Linked DNA regions of Mus musculus: region 2 is linked to region 1. A link is a loop called in an ENCODE intact Hi-C map of the cell type or tissue named here. Cell type or tissue: left cerebral cortex. All regions are shown on one strand.

The links. Hi-C counts contacts between places; a loop is a spot of excess contacts. Peaks named below come from ENCODE experiments on the same cell type or tissue, not always from the same donor. Only the 100,000 strongest peaks of a DNase experiment are listed, where the experiment ranks them.
Region 2: a loop joins it to region 1, with 11 times the contacts of the local background. A loop is called at or near these places in 9 of 42 quality-filtered maps.

The regions. Positions count from the first base shown.
Region 1 is chr7:42,472,557-42,480,556 of GRCm38, forward strand. It overlaps Zfp141 (zinc finger protein 141), which reads right to left. Exons shown (of 7, transcript NM_001309388.1): 6 at 4,549-4,658; 7 at 830-4,127. The coding sequence ends at 2,433. Among named protein-coding and RNA genes, the nearest start is that of 4933421I07Rik, 28 kb to the left of the region's middle. In left cerebral cortex, no CTCF peak of the experiment used is centred here; no DNase peak of the experiment used is centred here.
Region 2 is chr7:41,621,545-41,629,544 of GRCm38, forward strand. It overlaps Gm51480 (a long non-coding RNA gene), which reads right to left. Exons shown (of 3, transcript XR_003946761.1): 2 at 140-336. Among named protein-coding and RNA genes, the nearest start is that of Gm51480, 7.5 kb to the right of the region's middle. In left cerebral cortex, no CTCF peak of the experiment used is centred here; a DNase peak (open chromatin) is centred at 4,459.

The DNA.
Region 1 (8,000 bases):
ATTAACTATTTGAAAACTTACTTTGTGAGAAAGATAATGTTCCAAGAGAATGTCAGAGAAAAACTTTATTGAACATGGACCTTTCTTCTTAGCTATGTTTCCAGTACAAGGCATGTTTTCCCTCTGGTTGAGTAGGTATTAAGTCTAATTAGAGCTGGTGTTTACTGTCAAGGTATGTGTGTCTTCTGTCATGGATACATCCATGAGTACTTCCACTTCTGTTCACAAGAACATTTATGTTTCAAATAAACATAAAGAACATCTTATAATACTCAACATACATAGTGTTTACCAATGCACAGACCCAACCAAGGAGGAGGTTCTCTCACCAACTCTGCTTCCTTGCCGATTCTTGGGAAGGCCTCCTAAAACAAACACCTTTTCTCTTCCTTACTGTTTTTACCTTCCTTTCTCCTCCTGTATTTCTTTCCCCCAGGAACTCTGTTTCCAATTCGACTATCAGATGACTTGTGCTGAGACATCCACCTATTTTTTTTTCTTTTTTTGGTTTTTCGAGACAGGGTTTCTCTGTATAGCCCTGGCTGTCCTGGAACTCACTTTGTAGACCAGGCTGGCCTCGAACTCAGAAATCTGACTACCTCTGCCTCCCGAGTGCTGGGATTAAAGGCATGTGCCACCACACCCAGCGTGACATCCAATTTTACTGTCTACATTCTATGTTCCACATCCATAAAAAAGCCCACAATTCCCCACTGTAATTTTATGAGATGTTTTTGTTGGAATTATCACTCATGGAATGCCTAACATTAATGATACCTTTCCAGTATAAAACAGGCACTCATTATCCCAAGACAGCAGTAAGTAAACGTAAGCTCCAATTTCTTTATTTGTAGTCGAACAAAGAAGGTAATTTAACATTATAAACAATCTGTAACAAAAACTTAAAGCTCAAATAGTATCAACAGTAATCTTTTCATCATATAAAAATATCCTGTTCCACTGAAATATACAAATGTTATGCAACAGTTTTGACTTTAGATGGTTATGAGAAATCTTACTCAGGTACAAGTTCATACATTTTAAATTATTACCAGTTTAGTCAAATATAACATGAATTCTATACCATTATTAGTAGTTGATTTCAGAATAATTCTGTATGAAACATTAGTACATATGTAGTTCATTTTCCTTTTTTTTGTTGTTTTTTGGTTTTGTTTTGTTTTGTTTTTCGAGACAGGGTTTCTCTGTATAGCCCTGGCTGTCCTGGAATTCACTTTGTGGATCAGGCTGGCCTTGAACTCAGAAATCCGCCTGCCTCTGCCTCCCAAGTGCTGGGATTAAAGGCATGTGCCACCACCGCCTGGCATAGTCTATTTTCAAAGAAATTGCTTAGTGAATATATTAGTTAGGGTTTCTTTTGCTGTGGAGAGACATCATAACTACAGTAACTCCTATAAAGAAAAATATTTTATTTTGGCTGACTTGCAGATGCAGAGTTTTTGCAAATTGTCTTCATGGTGGGAAACATAGTGGCATGCAGGTAGACATGGTGCTCCAGAGATAGCTGAGATTTCTACCTTTGGATCAGCAGGCACCAGGAAGAAAGAATGACAGTGGGTTTCACTTGAGCATCTGAAACCTCAAGGCCCAATCCAATGACATACTTCTTCCAACAAAACCACACCTACTCCAACAAGACCACACCATCTAATGTCACTCCCTATATGTCTGTGTATGCTATTTTCAGTCAAACCACCAGAGTGAATATAAGATGCATTTTGGGGTGTCTTAAGGTTTCCATTGCTGTGAAAAGATAACATGACCAAGGCAACTCTTAAAAGAACAATATTTAATCAAAGCTGGCTTACAGGTTCAGAGACTCAGAGCATAATCAAGAGAGAAAGTACAGCAGGGTCCAGGCAGGTACGGCACAGGAGGAGCTGAGAGTTCTACATTTTGTTCAGGAGGCAAACAGTAGAAGACTGGCTCCCAGATGACTAGAAAGAGGGTCTCAAATCCTACCCCAACAGAGACACACTTCCTCCAGCAAGGCCACACCTATTCAAACAAGGCTACACCTCCTAGTTGTGTACTCCCTCAGCCAAGCATATTCAAACCACCACACTGGAAATTTTTTTTCAAATTCAAACCAGTATAGGGATACCTGATGTGACTCCAATATTGAAGAGTTGAACAGTGAGTGGTTAAAGACTTCCATCCATTCTTCATAAAAACAAAACAAAACCAAAACAAAACATACTTCTTGGGTGAACAGTGTATCAGTAATTACCCTTGCTTTTGTCTCATGCTTAAATTTTATAATGTGTTCTAAATTTACAGCCTGTGGTAATGGACTTCAAACATTCTTTGCATTTGTAACGTTTGTTTCCAGTATGGATTCCAGGATGATCTATAAGATTTGAGAACCAAGTAATGGATTTTGAACATTCTTTACATCTGTAAAGACTCTCTCATGAATGGATTCTGTGATGTTTTTGGAGAGATGAGTCCTTAGCAAAAGATTTGCCACATTCTTTGCATTTGTAAGGTTTCTCTCCTGTATGGATTCTGCAGTGGCTTTGAAGATGTGAGCTCTGGGTAAAGGACTTGCCACAATCTGTGCATTTGTAAGGTTTCTCCCCTGTATGGATTCTGTGGTGGGTTTTAAGAGTTGAGGCCTCAGCAAAAGACTTGCCACATTCTTTACATTTGTAAGGTTTCTCTCCAGTATGGATTTTGAGGTGGGTTTTAAGAGTTGAGCCTTCAGTAAAAGACTTGCCACATTCATTACATTTGTAAGGTTTCTCTCCAGTATGGATTCTGTAGTGGGTCTTAAGAGTTGAACGCTGGGTAAAAGCCTTTCCACATTCTTCACACTTATAAGCTTTCTCTCCAGTATGGGTTTTGTGATGTTTTCGAAGACAGAAGCTCCTGGTAAAGGACTTGCCACAATCTGTACATTTGTAAGGTCTATCTCCAGTATGAATTCTGCTATGAGTTTCAAAATTTGATTGTTTGGCAAAGGACTTTCCACATTCTTTACATTTGTAGGGTTTCTCTCCTGTATGGATTCTGTGGTGGGATTTAAGAGATGAGCCCTCGGCAAAAGACCTGCCACAATCTTTACATTTGTAAGGTTTCTCTCCAGTATGAAACCTGTGATGAATTCGAAGAGAATAGCCGTGAGTAAAGGACTTGCCACACTCTTTACATTTATATGGTTTCTCACCAGTGTGGATTCTCTGATGAGCTTGCAGATATGAACCTGTAGTAAAAGATCTTTTACATATTTTACATTTATAAGGTTTTTCTCCAGTATGGATTGTACCATTCTCTCTGTAGCCTGAGAACTGAGAAAAGGACTTCCCACATTCTGTAGATTTGCATGGCGTTCCTCCAGGTTGAAGCATCTTAAGTCTACTGAGGTCTGAAGAACTTCTGGAGCATTTCCCAGATTTCCTATATTTTTGTTGAACAAAGGATCTCGGATGCCCAACAAGTTTCGAAGGAGAGGTAATCTCCAGTCTATATTCTTTATATTTCTGAGGTTTTTCTCTAGTATGGCTTGAATCATTTTGAGTCATATTTAAATAGAAATTGAAGGATTTATCACTTCCCATAAACAGGCATGGTTTTCTTTGAATATCATTTACCTTATCCCTATCAATGCTTGGTGATTCAACAGAGACTTTGCTGTACTTATCATATCTCTGTCTGTTAAATTCTCTTCTAGCCTTAATTTCAGTACACTGACTACAATTTGAGCACTCATTTGCAATTTTATACTGCTGGCTGCTTGTGGACAGCTTCTCTTGGCTATAATCCTGCTGGTACAAAGGTGATTGTGTGCACTGACCAGAGACACCCCTACATCTATCATTATTGTAACAATTCTCCAGAGAACAATTACTTATCTGTCCTTCACTAGGAGTTACATCTTGTTTATAGATATTCCAGGAGTCGTTACCTTGGTAAGAAATCTCTGTAAACTGACTGTTGTGGTTATTATGCAGTGCAAAGTCTGTAGTAAGGCCTTTATTATCTTCCTGATATCTGTGGCAGTATTCAGAAATACCCAACCAATGATGGCTTTCACGTCCTACTGGATTCTCATACACAGTCTTATGTTGATCTACATTGCAGTCCATGTCATTAGGTAGATTTACCTGTTGAGGAAGTTGTAAAGAATTTTCAGTCAAATACTTCTCACAATGATATCATTATGTGTTGTCCTGTGTTATTAATCCCCTTTTCGTCACAGAATACTGAAATACTGCTTAATCCCATACTCCATAAAACATATCTCAAAGACTCCTATGTACCCCCCCACCCCATGTTACTTCTCAGTGAATTCACACTTCTATGAAGACTACAGTTGTGTTTCAAAGACTGACGGGAATGTTTTCCTAAAAGAGCCTCCCGCTGTGAATGTGGACGTGGCCCGGAGTGAGCTGTGTGAGGAGAAGGCTGAGTTTCTTTATCTCCCCTGTCAGGAATGTCAGCAGTGGGAGTTGCATACACATCAGATCCATCATCCCAGAACTCATGCTCTTCACTGTCACCTCTACGTTCCCAGAACTTCCTTACATGTAACTTTCCAAGCCTGGAACTTCCAAATTGTCCTGGTCCTTCTCTCTGGGCAGATTCTTGTTTGCTCTCTATTTTGAACAGTTCCTTGTTATGAAAGCAAGACAGGACTGGAAGAAATGAAAGAAAAATCATTATTTCACTTTGTGGGCTTCTATGAAAATAATATAGAAACATGATGCAAAAAGGCACACCGCTACAAGGACTGTGCCAAGATGATCTCACCCAATCTTCAGCTCTTCTGCTGTCAGGAAACAAGTGTGCTGAACATGATGGATGCAAGAGGATAGCACATGGAGACATAGCATATAATTTGTAATAAACGGAAGGGCTGGCCTGAACTCTGTAGTGTAACAGACAATTCATACAGAATTGCATCATGGTGAAAACTGAAACTATTATTCAGTAATAAAAACAGTCTCTTCACTTTGAAAGTGAATTGTCAGATTGGACATAAAACAACTTTCTAAACACACAAGGAATATAATTAAAAATGAATAACTCTATCATAGTTATTCTAGAATAGATTCTTAGTTTTAGATTAAGCATTTAGATTAAGCAATGTTTGACAACATGTCAGATTATCCAATATACTTGAAAACACTGAGTAACTAGGAAAACAAAGAGAACATGTAAAACAAATAAGACATACAAGGCCATGGAAGTTAGTGGACACAATGACACAAGTTTCAAAATCTCCAAATAATAGTATTTTAGGACAGCTAAGTTTTTCAGATACCAAGAACTTTTTTTAAAAAATAAGAAAAGCTCTTCTGTGTATTCAATGCACACTGCAATGTAGAACTCAATTTCAACATAACATATAAGAAAGCAGAGTTTATATGTGTAAATATACATATTATGTAAATGTAATTTTACGGCTGGTGAGATAGCTCAGCAGGGAAGAGCACTTACTGTTCTTCCAGAGGTCCTGAGTTCAAATCCCAGCAACCACAAGGTGGCTCACAACCACCTGTAATGAGATCTGATGCCCTCTTCTGGTGCGTCTGAAGACAGCTACAGTGTACTTATGTATAATAATAAATAAATATTTGATCCAGAGCAAGCAGGGCCAAACAGAGCGAGCATAGGTCCTAAAAATTCAATTCCCAACAACGATCTATACAGCTACAGTGTACTCACATAAGTAAATCTTTTAAAAAAAGAGGAACTCTCCAGGTGTGGTAGCACACGCCTTTAATCCCAGGACTGGCAGAGGCAGGCGGATTTCTGAGTTCGAGGCCAGCCTGGTCTACAAAGTGAGTTCCAGGACAGCCAGGGCTACACAGAGAAACCCTGTCTTGAAAAACCAAAAAAAAAAAAAAAAAAAAAAAAAAAAAGAGGAACTCTATTTTCCCTTCCTTTCCTGCCTAGAGCTCATCCAGACACTCTCCATGCAACTCTACCAAGTGCTAGCCTCAAGATAACCTCCTTTTCTTATTGTCAGGGTTTTTACACACACATACACACAAACACACACATGCACAAATATATAAATAAAAACTTTTAGTAAGTCTTTGTAGTTTATGTGCATATGGGTTCAGGACAGGCCACTGAGTATTAAAACAACTACTAACAGTGCTCAGCCCTGAGAGAGGCTAATTTTCCATCTCTTAGCAGTCATTAGTTACTCAGTTCTTTCGCTAGGACAAGACATAGACAGATGACATGAACTAGAAAACAAAAAAAACAAGAAGGGACTTCATTTCTGGAAGTATGGAAGTCAATACAGAATGAAAATGAGGTTGTCTGATAGTCCCTCAAGTAAATATTTATATCTTATTATATATATAAAATTCAATTTACATATACAATTTATTATCATATATTTATATGTTACATTATTATATATGCTTTATTTATTTTATATTTGTGTGAAACTCTACACACTAAATGTGTGAGGTATATGAAATTATGCCCCTTGGGCACACAATAGTCTCCAAAAGAACTACAGACTGTCAATAACCCAAGGTATTGACAGGTATAAGAAACCTCATTAAACGTTTTTTGTATAATCACTATCTGATAATAAGGATGATTTCACTTTTTTCCCTTCCAATCTCTATCATTTTAAACTCCCCCAAGTTGTTTTAGACCAATAGTTGAGACTTTAGCAGTGGGGGCTGGTGAGATGGCTCAGCAAGTAAGAGCACTGACTACTCTTCCAAAGGTCCAGAGTTCAAATCCCAGCAACCACATGGTGGCTGACAACCACCTGTAATGAGATCTGACACCCTCTTCTGATCTGCCTGAAGACAGCTACAGTGTACTTATTTATAATAATAAATAAATCTTTGGGCCGGAGCGAGAGGAGTTGACTGGAGGGAGCAGAGGTCCGAAATTCAATTCCCAGCAACTACATGAAGGCTACAGTACAGTACATGAAGGCTACAGCTACAGTATACTTAAATAAATAAATAAATAAATAAATAAATAAATAAATAAGTTTTTTTTTAAAAAGGCTTCAGCAGTGTAGAAGCAGTGAAGATGGACAGAGGGATAACATTGTTTGTTCCTGATGATCTAATGATGGGTATGGACAGAAGGGGCCATTGTTGGTTCCCGGTTTTAGAGAGACAGTTTGAGGTTCTCTCAATTTAGAATAATTTTGGATCTGGATCTACATTTTCTAATATGTAGATATGCTGCCCATGTCCCTAATATCTCCCAGACATTCATCATGAAGGGATGTTGTATTTTTTTCAAAGGTCATTTTTCCATCCAATGAGGTGATTATGGTTTTTTTTTTGTTTTTTGTTTTTTTTGTTTTTTGTTTTTTTTTTTTTTTTTTGCCTTATAGTGTGTGTCTCTAGTAGGTGTAAGAGACAAAAAAAAAAAAAATCTTTGTGTTCAGAGATTAGCATTAGAGAAACCTGGAATGTTCAACACCTATGGAGGAAACACATAACTTGTTATGAGCCCATAACACTGGAGAAGCCCATAACAGTCTGGTGAAGTTTGTGCTGTGTGGGCAAGGCCAAGGATCAATCCTTCTCCAGACACTTACTGTGAGCTTGTCTATAGATAGATAGATAGGTAGGTAGGTAGGTAGGTAGGTAGGTAGATAGATAGATAGATAGATAGATAGATAGATAGATAGATAGATAGATAGAATCTTTATGGGAGGTATCACATGAAGTCAATCTAAAGAACCCATCTTTACAAGAGGATGTCACAATGTCACATATGCTTTACAAAGAGTTTCGATGTGGTCATGCCTAAAGCTTTATTGTGCACACGGGATATAGTTAATTATCACCAGGAAAAACATCACCAGATTTTGTTGTGCGTAAAATAAACTATTTAGGGTCAGGCCAGCAAAGTTTGAATCAACACCAGCTCTATTCTACTAGCCTAGGTGGTTGCAGAGACTCCTGCAACTGGAATCCAAAGTGCAGGGCAAGGCCCTCACCAAAGGTAAGAAAGAACAAAAATGCTTTTAGTAAAAGTGG
Region 2 (8,000 bases), 850 kb before region 1:
ATATTTAGTATTTCCTCATGAAGGGACTGCTGATCATTCCATACTGCATCATTCCCACTTTGAGGGCACACAAAAACCTAAGCAGTGGGACTGCCTAGTCCCGGTGCTCACTCATAGCTCTGTCCACCGCTCCACTGACCCCAGGTGATGCAGGGCAGTCTCTGCTCAGTTTACAGAAGAAGGTGACCTCCAGATGCTTGGATGAACAACCGCCTGGAAACCTGAACCGCCACGGAGTCCTCTGAGCTGGTGGTACCAAGATGTGTCCAGCAGCTTTTTTTCTTTTTTCCTTTTTACAATCTTCCTGAGAGGGTCCACACAATACATTGCTTTCGTCTAGATTGCAAAATAATTGATCAGAATTTGTTCACCATTACATGAGCTCTTTTTATATTAGCTCCTATGCACTCCTAATTTGCAACATCCAGGGTTCCTTGTCCAGGAAACCAAAGAATAAAATTTACAGGAATTTGTACAAAGGTGCAGAGCTGCTGCTTTGAACATTTTGCTGCTTTGGATCTTACTGAACATTTCAACAGTTGTATGAAATGCTTTGGCCTCACAGACTGAGAGGAACGCATGCTATTTCTCTTTCACCTTTGTGAGACTCCTTGGGTGATGGAACTAGCCACTTCTACTGAAAACATTTTTGTTGTTACATTCCGTGAGGGCTCTCCCCTGAACTTGGAATGCCAGTTACTGGATTCTCTGTGACCACCTAGGCTAGTGGAATAACAGTTTAGGGTAAAGAAGAAGGCAGCTTGATTCAACACAGCGAAGAGCTGGTGTTGATTCAAACTTTGTTGGCTTGACCTTCAATAGTTTATTTTAGGCACACTTAAGCGCAACAAAATCTGGTGGTTTGTTTCCTGGTAATAAGTAACTATATCCTGTATGCACAATAAAGGTCTAGACATGTCCACATCAAAAACTCTTTGTACAGCACATTGTGACATCCTCCATAAAGATGGGTTCTTTAGATTGACTTCATGTGATACCTCCCATAAAGATAGGTTATATATATTGACACGCTTACAATAAGAGTCTGGGGAGGGATCCTTGGCATTGGCCGCACAGCACAAACTTCACCAGGCAGTTATCCACACCTTCTCCCAATGCTATGGGCTCATAACAAGTTGTGTGTACCCCACATTTAAAGGAACAATTCTATGTGTTGAACATTCCGGGTTTCCCTAATGCTAATCTCTGAACACAAAGATTTTTTTTTTTTTTTTTTTTTTTTTTTTTTTTTTTTTGTCTCTTACACCTTCTAGGGATACACACTGTAAGACAAAAAAGAAAAAAAAAAAAGAAAAAAAATCTATAATCACCTCATTAGACGGAGAAATGGCCTTTGAAAAAATATAACATCTCTTCACGATAAGTATCTGGGAGATATTAGGGACATGAGCAGCATATCTACATGTTAGAAAATGTAGATCCAGATCCAAAATTATTCTAAAAGAAGAGAACTGCAAACTGTCTCTCTAAAATCAGGAACCAATAAGGATGCCCATCTAACAACTGGAACAAACAATGTTGTCCACTCTGTCTATCCCTGACTTGTATACTGGTGAAGTCTTACCTATTGGTCTAAAAGAGCTTGAGGTAGTTTAAGAGGATAGAGATTGAAAAGGGGAAAAAAAGTGAAATCATCCTTATTTTCAGATAGTGATTATATACAAAAACATGTTTTAATGAGGTTTCTCACACCCAGTACTGGGATTATTGACAGTCTGTGGTTCTTTTGGGGCCTATTGTCATCCCAAGTAGCATAATTTCGTATATCTCACATATGTACTGTGTAGAATTTCACACAAATATAAATAAAACATAATAATATAATATATAATATATAATGTATAATATATAATATATAATATATAATAAATTGTATAAATTAAATGTTATATGTATATAATGAGATAAAATAAAAATATTTACTTGAGGGACTATCAGACAACGTCATTTTCATTCTGTATTGATTTACCTACTTGCAGAAATGAAGTCTCTTCTACTGCTTTGTATCCAATTCAGCTCCTCTGTCTATGTCTTGTCCTAGCCAAAGAACTGAGTAACTAATGACTGCTAAGAGATGGAAAATTAGCCTCTCTCAGGGCTGAGCACTTTTATTAGTTGTTTTAATACAGAGTGGCCAGCCCTGAACTCATATGCACATAAACTACAAAGACTTACTAAAAGTTTTTATTTATATATTTGTGCATGTGTGTTGTGTGTATGTATTTGTGTGTATGTGTGTGTGTGTGTGTGTGTGTGTGTTAATAATACCCTGATAATAAGAAAAGGAGGTTATCTTGAGGATAGCACTTGGTAGAGTTGCATGGAGAGTGTCTGAGATGAACTCTAGGCAGGAAAGGAAGGCAAAAGAGAGTTTTCTTTCAGTTAAAATTACATTAAAAATAATATGTGTATTTACACATATAAACTCTGCTTTATTATATGTTATGTTTCAATTTTGTTTTACATTGCAGTGTGGTTGAAAATTTTGATTTGTACACCAAAGGGCTTTTCTTGTTTTAAAAAATTTTCTAGGTATCTGAAAAAGTGAACTGTCCTAAAAACTATGATTATTTGGAAATTTTAAAACTTGTGTCATGGCGTCCATTGAGTTCTGTGGCCTGGTAGCTCTCATTTGTTTCACATGTTCTCTTTGTTTTCCTAGTTACTCAGTGTTTTCAAGTATATTGGATATTCTGACATGTTATGAAATATATTGCTTAATCTAAAACTAAGAATCTATTCTAGAATAACTATATGTTGTAGTTATTCATTTTTTTTTTATTATTTTCCTTGTGTGTTTAGAAAGTTATTTTATGTCCAATCTGACAATTCACTTTCAAAGTGAAGAGTCTGTTTTTATTACCGAATAATAGTTTCAGTTTTCACCATGACACAATTCTGTATGAATTGTCTGTTACACTACAGAGTTCAGGCCAGCCCTTCCGTTTATTACAAATTATATGCTATGTCTCCATGTGCTATCCTCTTGCATCCATCATGTTCAGCACACTTGTTTCCTGACAGCAGAAGAGCTGAAGGTTGGGTGAGATCATCTTGGCACAGTCCTTGTAGTGGTGTGCCTTTTTGCATCATGTTTCTATATTATTTTCATGGAAGCCCACAAAGTGAAATAATGATTTTCTTTCATTTCTTCCAGTCCTGTCTTGCTTTCATAACAAGGAACTGTTCAAAATAGAGAGCAAACAAGAATCTGCCCAGAGAGAAGGACCAGGACAATTTGGAAGTTCCAGGCTTGGAAAGTTACACGTAAGGAAGTTCTGGGAACGTAGAGGTGACAGTGAAGAGCATGAGTTCTGGGATGATGGATCTGATGTGTATGCAACTCCCACTGCTGACATTCCTGACAGGGGAGATAAAGAAACTCAGCCTTCTCCTCACACAGTTCACTCTGGGCCACGTCCACATTCACAGCGGGAGGCTCTTTTAGGAAAACATTCCCGTCAGTCTTTGAAACACAACTTTAGTCTTCATAGAAGTGTGAATTCACTGAGAAGTAACATGGGGTGGGGGGTACATAGGAGTCTTTGAGAGCTGTTTTATGGAGTATGGGATTAAGCAGTATTTCAGTATTCTGTGACGAAAAGGGGATTACTATCACAGGACAACACATAATGATATCAGAGTGAGACGTATTTGACTGAAAATTCTTTACAACTTCCTCAACAGGTAAATCTACCTAATGACACGGACTGCAATGTAAATCAACATAAGACTGTGCATGAGAATCCAGTAGGAAGTGGAAGCCATCATTGGTTGGGTATTTCTGAATACCGCCACAGATACCAGGAAGATAATAAAGGCCTTACTACAGACTTTGCACTGCATAATAACCACAACAGTCAGTTTACAGAGATTGCTTACCAAGGTAACGACTCCTGGAATACCTATAAACAAGATGTAACTCCTAGTGAAGGACAGATAAGTAATTGTTCTCTGGAGAATTGTTACAATAATGATAGATGTAGGGGTGTCTCTGGTCAGTATACACAATCATCTTTGTACCAGCAGGACTATAGCCAAGAGAAGCTGTCCACAAGCAGCCAGCAGGATAAAATTGCAAATGAGTCCTCAAATTGTAGTCAATGTACTGAAATTAAGGCTAGAGGAGAATTTAACAGACAGAGATATGATAAGTACAGCAAAGTCTCTGTTGAATCACCAAGCATTGATAGGGATAAGGTAAATGATATTCAAAGAAAACCATGCCTGTTTATGGGAAGTGATAAATCCTTCAATTTCTATTTAAATATGACTCAAAATGATTCAAGCCACACTAGAGAGAAAACGCAAAAATATAAAGTATATAAACTGGAGATTACCTCTCCTTCGAAACTTGTTGGGCATCCGAGATTCTTTGTTCAACAAAAATATAGGAAATCTGGGAAATACTCCAGGAACTCCTCAGGCCTCACTAGACTTAAGATGCTTCAACCTGGAGGAACGCCATGCAAATCTACAGAATGTGGGAAGTCCTTTTCTCAGTTCTCAGGCTACAGAGAGAATTATACAATCCATACTGGAGAAAAACCTTATAAATGTAAAATATGTAAAAGGTCTTTTACTACAGGTTCATATCTGCAAGCTCATCAGAGAATCCACACTGGTGAGAAACCATACAGATGTAAAGAGTGTGGCAAGTCCTTTACTCATGGCTACTCTCTTCAAATTCATCTAAGGCTTCATACTGGAGAGAAACCTTACAAATGTACAGATTGTGGCAAGGCTTTTGCCGAGGGCTCAACTCTTAAATCCCACCACAGGATCCATACAGGAGAGAAACCCTACAAATGTAAAGAATGTGGAAAGTCCTTTGCCACACGATCAAATCTTCAAGGTCATAGCAGAATTCATACCGGAGATAGACCTTACAAATGTGCAGATTGTGGCAAGTCCTTTACCAGCCGATCCTGTCTTCGAACACATCACAAAACCCATACTGGAGAGAAATCTTATAAATGTAAAGAATGTGGCAGGTCTTTTGCCGAGGGCTCAACTCTTAAATCCCACCACAGAATCCATACTGGAGAAAAACCCTACAAATGTAAAGAATGTGGGAAGTCCTTTGCCAAACGATCAAATCTTCAAGTTCATAGCAGAATTCATACTGGAGATAAGCCTTACAAATGTGCAGATTGTGGCAAGGCTTTTATCAGCAGCTCCTGTCTTCGAACACATCACAGAACCCATACTGGAGAGAAATCTTATAAATGTAAAGAATGTGGCAAGTCCTTTACTCAGCACTCCCATCTTCAAACCCACTACAGAATCCATACTGGAGAGAAACCTTACATATGTACAGATTGCGGCAAGTCCTTTTCTAATAGCTATTCTCTTCAAAGGCATCATAAAACCCACACAGGAGAGAAATCTTATAAATGTAAAGAATGTGGCAAGTCCTTTTCCCAGGGCTCACATCTTCAAGCCCACCACAGAATACACAGTAGAAACAAACCTTGCAAGTGTAAGGAATGTGGCAAGGGTTTTGCAGAGGGTTCAACTCTTAAAACCCACCACAGAATTCATACTGGAGAGAAACCCTACAAATGTAAAGAATGTGGCAAGTCTTTTACTGAGGGCTCGACTCTTAAAGCCCACCACAGAATCCACACTGGAGAGAAACCTTACAAATGTAAAGAATGTGGCAAATCTTTTACCATGGCCTCAGCTCTTAAAATTCATCACAGAATCCATACTGGTGAGAAACCTTACAAATGCACAGATTGTGGCAAGTCCTTTACCCAGCACTCACATCTTCAAAGACACTGCAGAATCCATACAGGAGAGAAACCTTAAAAATGCAAAGAATGTGGCAAGTCTTTTGCTGAGGGCTCATCTCTTCAAAAACATCACAGAATCCAGTCATAAGAGAACCTTTACAGATGTAAAGAATGTTCAAAATCTATTACCTGATTTGCAAATCTTAAAAATCATCCTGGAATCCATACTGGAAAAAGTCTTTTCAAATGTAAAGAATGTTTTGAATACATTACCAAAGACTGTAAATTTAGAACACATTATAAAATTCACGTATGAGACAAAAGCAAGGGTAATTACTGACATACTTGTTCACCCAAGAAAAATGTTCTTTAAAATATGAAGTATAGATAGAAGCCTTTAACCAATATTTAACCCTTCCTCAATATCAGAGAGTCACACTAGGAAGCTCTACACTGGTATGAATTTGAAAACATTTTACCTAGAAATACATCGTATATTCACTCTGGTGGTTTGCCTGAAAGTGGCCTGCACAGATATATAGGAAGTGACATTATTAGAGGGTGTGGCCTTGTTGGAGTATGTGTGGTTTAATTGGAAGAAGTCACTGGGGGTGGACTTTAAGGTTTCAGATGCTTAAGCAAGGCCCATCCATTGTCATTCTTCCTGCCTCCTCTCGAACCATGTGTAGAATTCTCAGCTACCTCTTCAACACCATATCTGCCTGTGTGCCACCATGCTTCCCAAATGGAGATAATTGACAAAACCTAAAACTGTAAGTGTGTTCCTTAAATATTTTCCTTTATAGGAGTTACTATGGTTATGATGTCTCTCACAGCAATAGAAACCCTAAATAAATATGATATCCACTAAGCAATTTTTTGAAAATAGGTTACATATGTACTAATGTTTCATACAGAATTATTCTGAAATCAACTACTAATAATGGTATAGAATTCATGTTACATTTGACTAAACTTGTAATAATTTAAAACATAAAGACTTGTAACTAATATTTCTCATAACCATCTAAAATCAAAATTGTTGCACATTTATGTACTTCAGTGGAACAGGATATTTATATTTGTATGGTATAGCTTCGATGTAAAGATATTATAGGATATTATAGGATTTGAGCTTTAAGTATATGTTATAGATTATGTATAATATTAAATTAACTTTCTGTCTCAATTACTAGTAAATAAATTAGAGCTTGTGTTTGTTTACTGCTACCTTGGGGTAATGAATTTCTATTTTATACTGGAAAGGTATCATTAATGTTAGCCATTCTATGAGTGATATTTTTAACAAAAACATGTCGCAAAAATACAATGGGTAATTGGGAGCATTTTAGGGATGTGCAGTGAGGTAAATGTGGGATGTAAAGGTGAATACCACAGCACAAAGGATCTGGTAATGGAAATAGGAACGAGGCTTCCTGAGGGAAGCAAATACAGAAGGAAGAGGAAGGACGGTAACTTAATAAAAAGGTGCCTGAAACAGTCATGGTGCATAAGTGATGTGATAGGGGAAACAGGAAAGGAGGTTTCCTAAGGGAAGGGGAAGGGAGGCGAATATGGATGGATGGACGGTACCATGTAAGGATGTCTAACTATTTGCCTTGAAACCAAACTTCATATAATTCTGTTTATAAAGCTACATATATAGTTATGTATCTTACTTGAGCTGAGAACCCTCTCTCCAAGAACTGAAGACCACTTAATGAAAATCCTAATAGCAGTCCTGAGAAGTTCTTTTGAATTGTTTACTAGGGCTATCTAAGAGACTCCCAAAACCTACAGCCCATTGCTGCATTACTTATCTGGCCAGAGAAGTAGAAAGGATGTACCCATTGCTAAAGACACAGACCATGCACTTCAAAAAACAGGGCCCAGAGATTCTTGAGCTGGCACTGTGCTGAATGCTCCCACCCTGGGACTAGCTATTATGGTACCAAATAGTTTCCAAAGAGACAAGCAACCAAGTCTTTCCTAGCTGTGATGCCTATTAGCTACATCAATGACCAGCATTGCACAATAAATAAGGGTAAAGTAGTGGCGCATAAACCATGACAGTAAACAACAGCTCTAATTAGACTTAAGACCTACTCAACCAGAGGGAAAACATGCTCACTGCTAGTGCTAGTGAAGTCATGGTTATTGAAGGAGACTCCACAGCACTAATTTATTAAACCAGCAAAATCCCCACAATCTGTAAATATCTGGCCCTATACCTACAAATAA